Regions from separate parts of the Homo sapiens genome. Here regions 1, 2 and 4 are each linked to region 3. The links are chromatin contacts, found by Hi-C or POLR2A ChIA-PET in ENCODE. All regions are on one chromosome and are shown on one strand. Each heading gives the region's core, a stretch centred on a gene start or an enhancer-like site at or near the end of the contact. The rest is flanking DNA. Distances are from core to core; before and after follow the strand shown.

Region 1 (3,073 bases), core at 1-2,500, 180 kb after region 3:
ATTTGGTTTTGACTGTGCAACCAGTAAGGGTAGGGCAGACCAATGAATCCCTGTCACCAGAGCCCCAGCGCATCCTGGCCCAACTGGCCTCAAAGGCTTCAGCCCTAGGCCACCTGAGGGTACGAATGAGGCAGAGGCGGTGACTAAACTGTCCTCCCTATTACATCAGACTCACAACTGACCCTCGGATCCATCAGCCACATTGGTAATCTCCTTCCACAAGTACTGTTCAGGGCACGCCCATCTTCCACCTGTGCAACAGGGTCCACCTGCTCATGGGGTCCCCTGAAGCAGGCACTCTCTACAGCCTGTGATGCACCCAGGCAGGCTCCCTGGGCAGTATCTGACCAGCGGAGACCAGTAGAACCAAGCAGGTCCCAGGCAGAGAGAAAACTCTCAGGGAGGAGCCTACCCCCTGTCCCCAGCTCCCACTCAGGTCACTAACCTCTGCCCCGTCACCCAGTCTCCCGCCCCAGGCCCTCAACTGCTGTCCAATGGCCCCCAGCCCTATCCCAACCCCAATTCCCCACCTTCATCGCTGGTTCCTGCTGCTTGCCCCAGTCCCCACCCCTGTCCTAAGCCCTGTACCCCACTCTACCCTGTTCTTCCAAGCCCTGTCCCCATCTCCATCCCTGCCCCCGTTCCCAGTGCCCACCCTGGTTCTCTGTCCCCTATCCTCACACAAGGCCCCCAGCCTTGTCCCCGTCCCCGTCCCCACCTCCTGCCTCTGTCCTCACACCTGTCCCCACCAACAGTCCCTGCCCCTATCCCCTCCCCGCCCCACCCTGGCACTGGTCCCGGCCCTATCGCCTGCCCCTTGCCCCGTCCGGTTCCCTGCTCCTCTCCTCCTCCAGTCGCCCGCCCCCTGCCTCCTGGGTCCGTCCATCCCCTCCTGGGTCCGCCCCCCACCTTCCCACCCCTGTCCTGGCCCGGTCCTCCTACCCCTGCGATTCGCCCCGCCCTTCGAACCCCGTCCTGCCCCCGGCACCCCAGCCTTGTCCCCGTCCCCTGCGCCCTGTCCCAGGCCCCGCCTGCCCTTCCCCGAGCCCCCTGCCCCACGGTCCGTGGCCCCGGCCCAGCGTCCGCCCCGCCCGGCCCGGCCGCTCCTCAGTCAGCAAAGCACCTGCTTGGATTTGGCCTGGGCGGCCGTAGGGCCCTTCTTGCGCAGCACCGTCACCGTGTCCCAGTCGCTCTCGGCCATGGCGGGCGAAGACGAGCGTCCGTCCGGCGGCTCAGCGGCAGCTGCTAGAGACCTGGCGCGGCGACGCTACGTCCCCTCGGCACCTCCCCGCTTTCGGCGTCCCATTGGCTGGCTGCACGCGGGGGGCGGGCACTTCCCGTGCTCGGGGCCATTCGGCGTTCGGCTCGTCTGAGGGACGTCGTGGCCGGGCGCCGGCGACGTAGGGAAGGCGACGTCGGGGCCTGGCCTGGCCTGGCGAGGCGCGGTAGCCGCTGGGGCTGCAGGTCGGGAGGACCCCGGAGCCCGGGCCCCGCGGCCTCCGAGCACACGCGGGCGGCGGCTGCGCCCCGACGCGCAGCCCCCGTGCCTCCCCGGGCCCCGCACCCCGGCCGGGCCACGCGGGCGGAGGGGGCGCGGGGTCTCCGCTCTAGCCGTGCGGCCGCCCCCCTTTGTTTTGCCGCCTGCGCGGCTGGGACCTGCGCTCGAGGACCAGGGCCGTGGGGCCCGAAACGCAGCGTGGGGTGGGACACTTTTTTTTTTTTAACTTTTATTTTTTGAGATGGAGTCTTGCTCTATCGCCCAGGCTGGGTGCCGTGGCGCGATCTCGGCTCACTCCGTCTCCCGGGTTCATGCCATTCTCCTGCCTCAGCCTCCCGAGTACCTGGGACTACAGGCGCCAGCCACCACGCCCGGCTAATTTATTTATTTTATTTTATTTTATTTTTAGTAGAGACGGGCCAGGATGGTCTCGATCTCCTGATCTCGTGATCCGCAGGTGGGACTCTTTAAGAAAAAGAACGCAAGCCGGGCACGGTGGTTCACGCCTGTAGTCCCAGAACTTTGGGAGGCCGAGGCGGGCGTATCACCTGAGGTCGGGAGTTCGAGACCAGCCTGACCAACATGGAGAAACCCCGTCTCTACTAAAAATACAAAATTAGCCGGACGTGGTGGCGGGCACCTGTAATCTCAGCTACTCGGGGAGGCTGAGGCAGAAGAATCAGTTGAACCCGGGAGGCGGAGGTTGCGGTGAGCCGAGATCGCGCTATTGCACTCCAGCCTGGGCAACAAGAATGAAACTGCGTTTCAAAAAAAAAGAAAAAGAATGGAAAACTGTGAAAACATCGGTTGCAAAAATGAATGGTTTTGCATGATGTTTATTTTCTGTAATGTATAAAGTGTATATGTTATATGACAATAATTCTGTAATACCCTATTTTCCAGCCGTTTTGTATAATGAGAAAGGTCATTATACATTATCATTGAACAACTTTTTTAGGATTTTTATTTTTATAGACAGGGTCTCACTCTGTGGCCCACGCTGGAGCACAACATTGAGATCTCAGCTCACTGCAGCCTCGACGTCCTGCGCTCAAGCGATGGGACTATAGGCGCGGCCCCCACGCCTGGCTAATTTTTGTATTTTGTGGGGTAGAGATGGGGTCTCCGTGCCGCCCTGGCTCGTCGGTCTGGAACTCCTGAGCTCGCGTGATCCTCCCGCCTCGGCCTCCCAAAGCCTGGGATTACAGGCTTGAGCCACCGCAGGCCCTAATCATAGTATTGACTTCCGGGCTTTGAATAGATGCTCCACAAACAAGGAACCTGATAAATGCAGTCTCCATCCAAAAAGAAAACATACATAAATGCTGTATTAAATTGGAAATGCTGCATTAGCAAATGCACTCCGCGGAGGAGACAACTGTAATTCTAACCAGGCAGTGGGAAGTTGAGTCTTCTGCTTACCGTTTTTCACACCGGATGATTGGAAGAACCTTGGGGACACACTGATGGCTCCGTCCATACAAACCTTGCTTCTCTGTTTCCCGCCGACTTCCAGCACCAAGCTCCGTTCGGCTAAGGACTCAACAGCCTCAGCCGGCCAGCAAGGATGTGCTT
Region 2 (3,319 bases), core at 312-2,811, 200 kb after region 3:
AGTTAGTTCCTGGGCTTGAGCAACCTCACTGAGCCTGCAGGTGCGGACTTGGGACGTTTCCATGGCTGCTTGCAGCAAACTCAGGGGTGATGACGTTGATGGAATCCGATGGCTTCCTGAGTTCCATCTCAAGGCCTTGCTGTCCCAGGAATGTGGGTTTGGGGCGGAGGGGAATTCCAACTGCAAACCAAGTAACATATATGAAATGTGGCATTGGCGCCTGGGGACAGCGTGGCCTGTGTAAATTATGCAACTTCAAAGCCTGCCCTGTTTTGCAGTGTATTCCATCCTTGAGGAGTCCCGTGGTCTCAGGGTCTGAATGCTTGGAGGAGACTTACCTCCGTGAACGTTTCCTTCTCTGCAAAGCGGGGTGAAAGGTCTCCATTTCACCAAAGGCTGGATGGAGAGGGGGTGGTGTGTCCAGTGCTAGCCCGTGCACCGCCAGAGAGAACCTGCTGCAGCTCCCGTTCTCCTGGGCAGATGACAGTGCCGCCTCCCCCATGCAGCCCACAGGACTCCTAGGGCAGCCCCTGTTTTGGCCGCCAAGGCCACTGTTTTCATTTGAGTGTCTGGAGGCCATAGGTTGTGTTTTCACTTGAGGTCGGGAGTTCAAGACCAGCCTGGCCAACATGGTGAAACCTCGTCTCTATCAAAAATACAAACATTAGCCGGGCGTGATGGCGGGCGCCTGTAGTCCCAGCTACTCGGGAGGCTGAGGCAGGAGAATCGCTTGAACCCGGGAGGCGGAGGTTGCAGTGAGTCGAGATCGCGCCACTGAACTCCAGCCTGGGCGACAGAGTGAGCCTCCGTCTCAAAAAAAAAAATAAATAAAGTGCACAACCCAGTAGATTAGCACACCGGCCATGTCGGGCGGCCGTCACCACTGTCCGGTTGCAGAGCATTACCTCACCCCAAAAGGAGACCCCATAGCCTTAATACCTTACTTAAGTGTGCAGTATTCTTTTAGTCCTGTTTCTCATAAATGTTACCCAAATTGAGGCGCCGCTCTGCGCCCGGCACCGGGGGAGGCGGAGGGACCCGCAGGTGTCGGGTAGGTGCGGCCGCCCCGCCAGGGCCCCGCGTCCCGCGCGCGACGCGCGCCTCGTGGGAACCGGTGTCGCCCGGCTTGGGCTCCCGGCTCACCTCTCGGGTGTGCGGCAGGGGTCTCCGCCCCGGGGCCACGGGAGGGGAAGCAAGGGCCTCGCTGTCTCGCCGCACCTGGGGAAGGGACCCAATTAGCGCGGACCCCACAGCGCAGCACCTCACCAGCTCCCCGCACCAACGCCCCGGCGCGCTCTTTGAGGAAAAAGCAGAGGGCGACTTAGGTACCCACGCCGTCTCAGCGCCGACCAATCGGCGCACGCTGCGGCTCCTGCGGGCTCGCTGGTTGGCTCCGGCGTCAGTCCGTCAGGCGCGCTCGGAGCGGGGCGTATCTGGCCAATGGCTCTCGCTACAGCTTCCTGAGGGCTGGCTGGTTGGCTCCCATGTCCGTCCGTCAGGCGCACGCGGCGGAGCGGCGGCGGCGGCGGCGGCGTTGGGGGCGGTAGCTGGGCGGGCCCTTAGTTCCGGGCGCGCTGCGACCGTTGGGTGAGGCGAGCGCGGGGTCGGGTGCGGGGTCGGGCGCGGGCGCGGGGTCGGGTGCGGGGTCGGGCGCGGGGTCGGGCGCAGGCGCGGGCACCTCTCAGGGAGACTCCGGGCCGGAGCGGGAGCGGGGGCGGGAGAGGCCGCGGGGCGGGGGCGGGGCCAGCCCGAGGGGATTTCTCTGAGCCGCTGGGCCGGAAACCAAGTCCGAGCGTGGCTGGCGCGGGAAAGTTCGGGAACGCGCGCGGCCGTGCTCGGAGCAGCGCCAGGGCACGGTCCGGGGTTTTGCGCGGGGTCGCGGCTCCCAGTACCGCCTGAGGCCCGTGGGCGGCCCACCCGGCCCTGCCCCGTCCCGGGTCCGTCGCTCCCCCGCACCCTGTCGCCCCTCCACGCTCAGCTGTGGGCCCCTCGTGTCCCCGAAGCCCCGCACCCTCAGCCGGCTGCGTGCTCGGGAGGGTCAGGGGCGCCTCCGACCCCTGAGTTTGCCAGCGCCCCCCAGCCAGGGGTCGGGGAAGACCAGTGAGGCTGGGGGCGGAGCCGACTCTGCTGCCTTCCTGCCCAGTGGCTGGGGAGACCCAGGCTGAGCCTGGGTGAAAAGTCCCTCTGGCTGCTGGGAGGGTCGGGGGCAGCAAGGAGCCAGTGCGGGGATGGGCTGCGGTGGACCGGGCCGGGATCGGGGCCGGGGCCTGGTCCTGGCAGTAGCAGGGGATGTTTGTGGAAGGTAGAGCCGAGAAAAAGAGGAGTTGCAATGTCTGCAAGAATCTGGCGTGAGCAGCTGAAGGCTGGTGCTTCCTAGGCCAAGATGAAGGAGTCACAGCGCCCATGGCCTCTCGGGAGGCGGCCAGATGGGCAGCCTGGGGTCAGGGGAACGGTCAGGGCCAGAGCTGGGTATTTTGGAGTTGTCATTTTGAGGCCCCGAGGGCTGAGGGTCAGTGCAGAAGAGCACCAAGCCTCCACTCGGTGTAGGGCCGACAGGGGGTGGGGTGTCTGGCAGCCGGTGAAGACGGGGCTCGGAGGAGGAGGGAGTCTGGTCTGGGTCAAGTCAAGGGAAACTAGGACTGAGAACGGACCCTGCTCTGTGGCCACATGATTTTGAAGGGACGGAATTACTGCCCTGTAACTCAGTCTCTCTCCCTGTTAATAGCCCTAGTTTTTAATAAGAGGAACTGAATGTATTAATGGGTGGACACTTGTAAGGTTCAAGATCTCCTCTTCTACCACGCTTGCTTCTGATACTTTTGTATAAACAGTTGTTAAGAGTTTAGGTTGTTATCAAGCTTCTATTTGGTATTATTTTGAGCCTGAAAAAGATGGGGTTACATATAAAATTGTAATTTTATTTATTTATTTTTTGAGATAGTTTTGGTCTTGTTGCCCAGGCTGGAGTGCAGTGGCTCGATCTCGGCTCACTGCAGCCTCCGCCTCCTGGGTTCAAGCGATTTTTCTGCCTCAGCCTCCCGAGCAGCTGGGATTACAGGCGTGCACCACCACGCCCGGCTAATTTTTTGTATTTTTAGTAGAGATAGGGTTTCATCATGTTGGCCAGGCTGGTTTCAAACTCTTGACCTTAGGTGATCCACCCGCCTCGGCCTCCCAAAGTGCTAGGATTACAGGCATGAGCCACCGCGCCCGGCCATGAAATTACAGTTTTAAAGTTAACTTCTAGTATTTGGAGGGCCTCATATTCATGGCTGCATGCAGATCAGTGTTCCTGAATATTACTCAGATGAGCTTTTAT
Region 3 (3,515 bases), core at 750-3,249:
GGCCCCTGCAGAACAAGCCAGGCTTTCTCACACGAGGAGGCCGCCGATGAAGAGGCCCGTGGCCTGTGGCCTGGCTCAGTAGTGGGGTCTGCTCCAGGGTCTCCTAAGTCAGGTGCCCCATCATTTCTGCCAAAAGAACAGGACCCCGTCCCCTGTCCACACCCCAGGACACGCCCAGCACAGGATGCCCTGCAGGCATCAGAACCACACAAGCCATTTCCTCGGGGTGGGGGGCACCCCAAGGAACCCACAGACTGGCCCCTCCTCAGCTGGGAAAGCCGCACCCTCGCCCCTACTCTGAAGCACCCCAGGGGCTGAGGGGGGCCCCTCACAGAGACCCCTGCCTACAGGGGATCCCAGGGCCAGAACCACAGGTGAGGCCTTCACAGATTCCAGCACAGGTGCCCAGAGCCCAGCCCCCAGGAACTCCCTGTTTCTGCAAACTGCCTTCCTCGCTGAAGGGTGCTCCACTGGGGACGTCAGCGCCAGTCACCACCTGGGCCAGCCCTGGAGTGTGCGCTCCCCGGGACCCCGGCCTGGGCCACCTGGCCCACATCACCACTGGTCACACACGTCTGGCTGAGCAGCCAGCAGGCCCTTCTCGGACTCTCCATGCTCACCATCAGGCCCAGGGTCCTCCTTCATATTCCTGGAGCTTCTGGGGCTCCGTTGGAAGCCATGACTGTAGGCCCGTTCCAGCAGCCTCAGTGCCCTCCCAGGGCTGGCAAGGACAGCGAGTGCAGGGAGCTAGCAAACCCTCACCCACTGCCCCTGGAACCACGGGGAAGGGGGCCTCTGGGGCCACAATGCCCCCACCCCAGGCCATTGCAAAAGCCACTGGCTGGGCAGTCCAAACAGGGCAGGGAGAAATGTAGCAACAGCCTGGGGACGGCTAACAGGGAGAGGGGGCAGGCAAGAGCCTTCTCCAGCAGCCACCCCGCCCAGGAGCAGGCAGCCCCCGCCGTCTTTGGCAGCCCAGTCTGACCTCTGGCCCCCAACCCCAGCCTGGCAAAACCAAGCTCCCACCTTCTGGAAGGCGTCCAGGGGAAAATTTCAGCCCCGCCGAACCCTAGTCCTAACTCTTCCTTCCCTTCGCTTGGAAGCTGGGCCCCCGGAGCTGTAGGCCAGGGGCGCGCTCCCCAGCACGGAAGCAGGTCCCCTCCGGGTCCCCCACCTCCCTGCGAAGAGGAAAGGGAGAGAAAGGGGAACCCGCCCCACAGGTGCGCCCATCACCGGGCGGACAGTCAGGAGGGGGTCGGAGGGAGGCCGAGGGGTGCCCCCACGCCGTCGTGCGCCCTGATCAATAGCCCTGGGGCAAGTCCCCGCCGCCCCGGCCTCGGTTTCCCCGCTCAGGAAGCAGGGCTGAGCCTCTCCCAGCGCGGACCGGCCCCCTTTCTCTCCGAAAGCTGCTCCACCCCCGGAACCCCACGCCGGGCTGCAGGGACGCGGCGGAGGCCGAAACCGGTGTAGACGCCCGGGGCCAGGGCGGGGGGTGGGGTGCTGGGCACTGTGACGCCGGCTCCTTGACCCCGTGACTCCGGGACCCCCTGACTCCGGGACCCCCTCCTGTGCCTGCCGCCGGCCCAGGCGCGCTCTCCCCGGAGCCCCGGAGCGGGGCGGGACGGGCGGGGCAGGAAGGAGGGAAGCCCAGAAGAAAGTTAGGGAAGCGGAAGCGGCGCGGCGGTTCCCCGGCCCCTCCCGGCGGCCCCCGGCCTTGCCTCATGTTCTCCACCGTCCGGCCGCCGTGGCGCAGCAGGCAGACGAGCGAGGCCACGGCGGACACCGTGAAGCACAGCGCGCAGTACAGGGCGACCTTGGCGTAGAACTCGGCCGCGCGGCTCAGCTGCACCAGCAGCAGCAGCAACAGCAGCGCCGCGGCCAGACACGGCCACAGCTCCATGGCCCGGCCCGGCGCCCGACGGCGCCGCCAGCTCGCTCCCGCTCCCGCTCCCGCTTCTCCCCCGCGCGCTCAGGCCCCTTATTGCGAGGGCGGCGGGGCTGGGCGGGGCGGGGCGCGGCGTGGGGGAGGAGCGCGCGGCAGGGAAGGGCTAGGTGCGGCGCCCCGCCCCGACACTGTCCCCAACAACGCCCCGACACGGTCCCCTCACCAGGCCCCGCCCCGCCACTGTCCCCAACCCCGCCCCGACACGGCCCCCCCTTCCCGCCCTGGGTCACCCGGCCCGGACCTCCCCTCCACGCTCCCTCCCCACAGCCTTCTGCCAGGTTACCGAGGCTCTGGCGCTCTGCTCCCACCCTCCCGGTCCCAGGGGACCCCCCCATCATGGCTTGCCGGTGGCTCGGGCTCTGGCGCTGCCCCCCATGGTCTGGGCCTCCTGCCCCGCCCGGTGCCCCCTCCCCCCGCTGCCGGGGCAGCCACAGGCTCCCGCGCGCAGAACCACAGCTCCCCAAGGGCGTAAAACCAGCGGGGATGCGCCCGTGCCAGGCCGGTGGCCACGCAAAGGGCCGCCGGAACCGCCCCCGAGTGACCAGTGGCCACCTGGCAGAAAGCCTGGCTCTTAGGGTGTTCTCGGTCCCCTGCGGGGAGACTCGTGGGGGCGCGCAGGCCAACTGGGGCGTGTGTCTGGGCGGGGCTGGGTTGCCCCACCCTGGGTGCCAGAAGTAGCCTTGTCACCAGGGACGCTCCGGGGGCAGGCGAGGTGGGTGTCAGGTGGCGGCGTTCACATCCGCTTGGCAGCACGGCCAGCGTGGCAGGGCAAGGTGCAGCTGGGACAAGGGCAGCAGTCACCTGGCCCGGCCCCCACCCGGCGTCCCACCTCAGGGAGCAGATGGAGATTGAAAAGCAGTTTCCTGGGGTCCCTCCTCATAGGGACTCTTGGGTTTGCTGCAGTTGCGGGAGTGCTGGCCGCCCTGCGCTCTAACGGGTCAGCAGGGGAGCACGGCCCCTCTTTTTTCAGATGCAGAGTTGAGCTGTTAAAACATTTCCCTGAACATTGTAACCACCCCCCAAACTGTACTGAGAGAATGACAAATACAGAAACTGCTCTTCAAATGAATGGGGAACTGCGGTCCTGAAGGACGTGGGGTCTCGCTGCCTGGGCTCAGCAGCCCCTGCCCAGGCGGTCCCAGCTTTTCTTGAAAGTGGAGACACATCCTTTTGCCTTAGGCCTGTAGGCATCTTACAGCGAAACCCAGGAGAGCATTTTCCAGCCCAGTCTCCTTCCAGATCCATATGGGCTTCATCTGGAATCAGCTTGGAGGGCCTGGCTTGACCTCTTTCCACGCTTGGAGCCGGAACTGCACACCCCGCAGCCGGGAGGTCTGAGAGCTGCACTGCTGTGCCTCTGAGAGGCTGAGAGGTGGCTGCTGACGGCTGCGGGGTTTTCATCTTCCAGGGCAGATGAGGTGGGTGCACCCTGCAGACAGGAGTGCCGCTGCCGGGAGCTGGGGGATGCGGGGGTGTGGGCTGGGGTCCCAGGTGGACTTCCTGGAGGAGTGGGGCTTCACAGCACCTTCAGCTGGAGGCTCTGTGCACCCAGGTCCCGAGCAGGTTGTAC
Region 4 (3,275 bases), core at 44-2,543, 160 kb before region 3:
CCCACCCTGAGCGCGGACCCCAACGTGGAGGACTGTGGGAGAATCTGCCCAACCGGACGCATCCCAGTTAACGAGGCTGTATCACGCCGGGCCAGCAAGAGGAAAACACGCCCCATAAATCAGGCGTCGGTGCTCGGACAAAGGGCGGCTGGGAGCAGGTGTCAGACGTGGCGGCAGCTGCTCCCAGCGGGTGGGGCAGGAGCCCCAGCCGGAGGCCTGAGGAGGCTCCCGTGGGGGAATGCAGGCTGAGAGGGCCCATTGTCCGCCCCCACTCCCAGCCTGGGCATCGGACACCACAGGGAAGGCCCCTGCCACGGCCCCACAGCCACGGCTTGGAGGTTCCGTGAGACGCGCTAGCTGGGGGGAACCGGGCCGAGCCTGGAGAAAGTTTTGAGCCAGGTGTGGGGGTCTGTGTGTGGGGGGCAGCTTTGGGCCCAGTCTCCCGCTGCTGCTGTGGGCAGCCTCCAGCCTGTGCCCGCCCCAGTCTGTACCTCTCTCCCACATGGCCACAGAGCTGGAGCACCCTACAGACGGCGAACACCTGCCCTCCGCACAGCACCCAGACGTCCCTGAGAAGGTGGGAGGGACCTCAGGCCTGCAGCATGGCCATGGCCAGGACCACCAGCCTGTGAGCAAATCCTTCACAGCTTTGGCGCTGGCCACACCCCCGGTACCCGGGCCACTCTGTCTTCAATGCTGTCCCGGCGGCCAGGTGGGTGTGGGCCGCGAGGTGGGCGCCAGGGCTTGGCCGAGTGAGGTGGCACCCAACAGCTGCCGCGCCCACGGGGATCCTCAGGGCTTCCATGAGTGACCCGCACCCCACCTTCCACCGTCCCCGCATCTCCTCCTATCAGGGGCGGTGGGGAGACCCCTCTGGGGCTAAAAAGTGAGGCTTGAGATAGGGAACGCCAGTCTCCCCCGACTGGACGAGAGAGCTGCCCTGTCCACCAAGCCACCCAGCTCTCGGGCTCCCACGGAGGAGACCCAACCCACGCCAGGTGTGCCCCCGTGGACTCCCCTTCCGTGCGTCCCTCTTAGGGTCACCCGGCACCTGCCTGTCCCATCCCCCACGCTCAGTGGCCTGGCGGCGCTGGGGTAACCTGTCCTATCTGGGCCCCCCGCAGGTGAGCGGCGGGCGGGGACTCCAGGAGGGCTGCGGGGGGAGGGTGCCAAGTGGCCCCGGCGCCTGCTGTGCCGCTCCCGCCACCTCTACCGCCACCACTTTGTTCCCGCCTCAGTATTTCCACTGTGCCACTCCCACCCTCCCTGCCAGGGCCGCTCCATGGAAATGCGACTCCAGAAAGCAGCAGGAGGCAGATGCTGCCGAGACCTTTCACCCAGGACGAATTCTAAATTGTGCTGTTTTCCTTTCTAAGCTAAGCGGCCATCTGCCACCCCCAGGGGACAGAAGACAGTTCCCTCCGCCCCAAAATGAGAAGGAGGGGTGAGAGGGACTCAGTGCGGGTAGGACTCACTCACTTCCTGCCCTCAAGGAGTTTATGGTCATGCAGGGCCAGGGATGGGGGCACAGGCAGAGGCCGAGCAGAGGGGTGGGGGTGTGGGGTCAGCTGGACCCAACCCAGCTGGGGTGTCAGTGATGTGGCTGGCTCTGCACCCGCCACAGGAACCAGAGACCCTGGGTGGGAGAGGTGCTTCCCATGGCTCCACCAGGTGACAGCACCTCCCAAGGCAAGGATGGGCAGGGACAGTGGGGGGGGATGGGCAGGGACAGTGCGGGGGGGATGGGCAGGGACGGTGAGGGGGGGATGGGCAGGGACAGTGTTGGGGATGAGCAGGGACAGTGCGGGGAATGGGCAGGGACAGTGAGGGGGATGGGCAGGGACAGTGGAGGGACGGGCAGGGACAGTTGGTGGGACGGGCAGGGACAGTGCGGGGGCCTCTCCGGTGCACAGGAGCTGCACTTCCCAGAGGGGAAGGAACGGCCCTGCACACCCCGGCTCCCTGGGAAGGGAAGGGGAGGAGCTGCCCGGCTGAAATCAGCATCTTAACACATCCCACCTGCTCCCCAGCAGAGCCACAGGTCCAGCCCCACCTGCCCTCCTTGGGCCTCACTGCCAATCCCGGCCCACTGTCCTGCCACAGAAGCCCAAGGGTCCCCTGGCAGCAGTGTGGTCCCTCACAGGGCAATAAATGGGGGTCTTCTCCCCAGACACCCCCAACAGCTGCTGCTCCCAGGGAGCCCGTGGCCACGTCCTGCAGGAGCCAATCGCTAGGCGGCCAGCCTGAGGGTGCCCCTGCCCCTGGGACCCCTCCCTCACCAGCAGGACCTGCCCCCAGCCTCAAGGGGCTTTCTGCCCAGAGGGGAGTCTAGGGCTCCCACTCTGCCTGCTCCTGTGATGGCAGGGGCACCCCCACGCCCTCCCCAGACCCAGATCCTGCCGTGCTCTGCTAAGACCCAGCAAGGCTGACCACCTTCTACCTACGCCACTGACAGTGGGCCCCACCAGGTGACCTGGGCCACACAGACAGGCCCACCCATCGGCCTGCCCAAGCAAATGGGGCCATATGTGGACTGGCTGGGGGGACACTGTGACCCCCTACTGGAGACGGGGAGACAAGGCCAGACCTGGGTGGGGATGCTTCCCAAGGCAGGCTTCCATGAGGCCAACGAGCCCAGCTCTAGCCCGGACCAAGGCTTCTGGGGCAGGGGGAGTCCTGGGACCTCAGCCCCTCCCTTGGGTAGAGGCTAGACCAAGTTTCCCCAATCCCAGTGGGCACCACCCACCTTCCAGGAGGCACCGGCTGCTAAGAAATGAGCTGGGCAGGGGGCTCGGGGTCCCACCTCGGGTCCTCTCCCACTGGAACGGCCAAGCAGCCCAGCCCTGGGGGATGGAGGAGGCTTGGGAAGATGCTGGAACCTCGTTGCTCACAGCCCCTTCCCTGGCCTCCCCAAATCCCCCAGAACAAAGAGCTATAGCAAGGAAGGCCCCGGGCTCCTCAAACCTGCCAGGACCCTGTGTCCCAACCCCTGTTCAAACAGCTGGCTGGAGCCTCTGCGGTGGCTAGGAGGCCCTGAAAGGCGCCCTGCAGCCGCTGGGTCTTTCTTCCCTTTCTGCTCCCGGCTTCCTTCCCCATCTTGGACAGGAGAGAGGGATGCAGGCACCGAGGGGGCCAAGGGGCCCACGACAGCCCAGCACCACCAGGCCTGTTCACCGTTGGAGCACAAAACCACGAGATTGGGGGCTGCGATGTGGGATGGCTGCCTCCAGCCACCACCTGCGGTCCCACCTGAGCTGTGGTCTTCCCCAGCGCCT

Evidence for each region. A loop is a pair of places that touch in the nucleus more often than their neighbours do. ChIA-PET counts read pairs that join two places held with the same protein, here RNA polymerase II (POLR2A). Pooled maps may share reads with other maps.
Region 1: a pooled map shows a loop between it and region 3 (4-fold over the local background). The contact joins the promoter of EDF1 here to the promoter of AGPAT2 in region 3. A Hi-C loop is called at or near these places in 3 of 50 pooled maps. POLR2A ChIA-PET finds 5 or more read pairs at or near these places in 4 of 52 experiments (H1, K562, MCF 10A and 1 more).
Region 2: a pooled map shows a loop between it and region 3 (5-fold over the local background). The contact joins the promoter of TRAF2 here to the promoter of AGPAT2 in region 3. A Hi-C loop is called at or near these places in 2 of 50 pooled maps. POLR2A ChIA-PET finds 5 or more read pairs at or near these places in 2 of 52 experiments (H1 and activated CD4-positive, alpha-beta T cell).
Region 4: a pooled map shows a loop between it and region 3 (2.3-fold over the local background). The contact joins the enhancer-like site here to the promoter of AGPAT2 in region 3. A Hi-C loop is called at or near these places in 2 of 37 single-sample maps with no recorded cell type and 8 of 50 pooled maps. POLR2A ChIA-PET finds 5 or more read pairs at or near these places in 3 of 52 experiments (AG04450, activated naive CD4-positive, alpha-beta T cell and endothelial cell of umbilical vein).

The regions. Positions count from the first base shown.
Region 1 is chr9:136,865,058-136,868,130 of GRCh38, forward strand. It overlaps EDF1 (endothelial differentiation related factor 1), which reads right to left and starts at 1,251. Exons shown (of 5, transcript NM_003792.4): 1 at 1,124-1,251. The coding sequence starts at 1,201. RefSeq lists silencers at 953-1,142, 1,243-1,552.
Region 2 is chr9:136,884,955-136,888,273 of GRCh38, forward strand. TRAF2 (TNF receptor associated factor 2) reads left to right here and starts at 1,562. Exons shown (of 11, transcript NM_021138.4): 1 at 1,562-1,587. MIR4479 (microRNA 4479) reads left to right here and starts at 1,779; the gene lies at 1,779-1,849. It overlaps LOC105376326 (a long non-coding RNA gene), which reads right to left and starts at 1,300. Exons shown (of 3, transcript XR_930448.2): 1 at 1,144-1,300; 2 at 339-396; 3 at 1-180. RefSeq lists silencers at 987-1,116, 1,337-2,146 and enhancers at 1,523-2,258, 2,259-2,994.
Region 3 is chr9:136,685,458-136,688,972 of GRCh38, forward strand. It overlaps AGPAT2 (1-acylglycerol-3-phosphate O-acyltransferase 2), which reads right to left and starts at 2,000. Exons shown (of 6, transcript NM_006412.4): 1 at 1,719-2,000. The coding sequence starts at 1,900. RefSeq lists an enhancer at 605-1,466 and silencers at 1,187-1,756, 1,977-2,176, 2,647-2,726.
Region 4 is chr9:136,526,683-136,529,957 of GRCh38, forward strand. The region is part of intron 2 of NOTCH1 (notch receptor 1); the gene reads right to left. Among named protein-coding and RNA genes, the nearest start is that of MIR4673, 8.7 kb to the left of the region's middle. RefSeq lists an enhancer at 1-500. Within about 2 kb of position 1,294, at least 15 of the 41 ENCODE cell types and tissues checked have a DNase peak (open chromatin) inside an H3K27ac peak, as active enhancers do.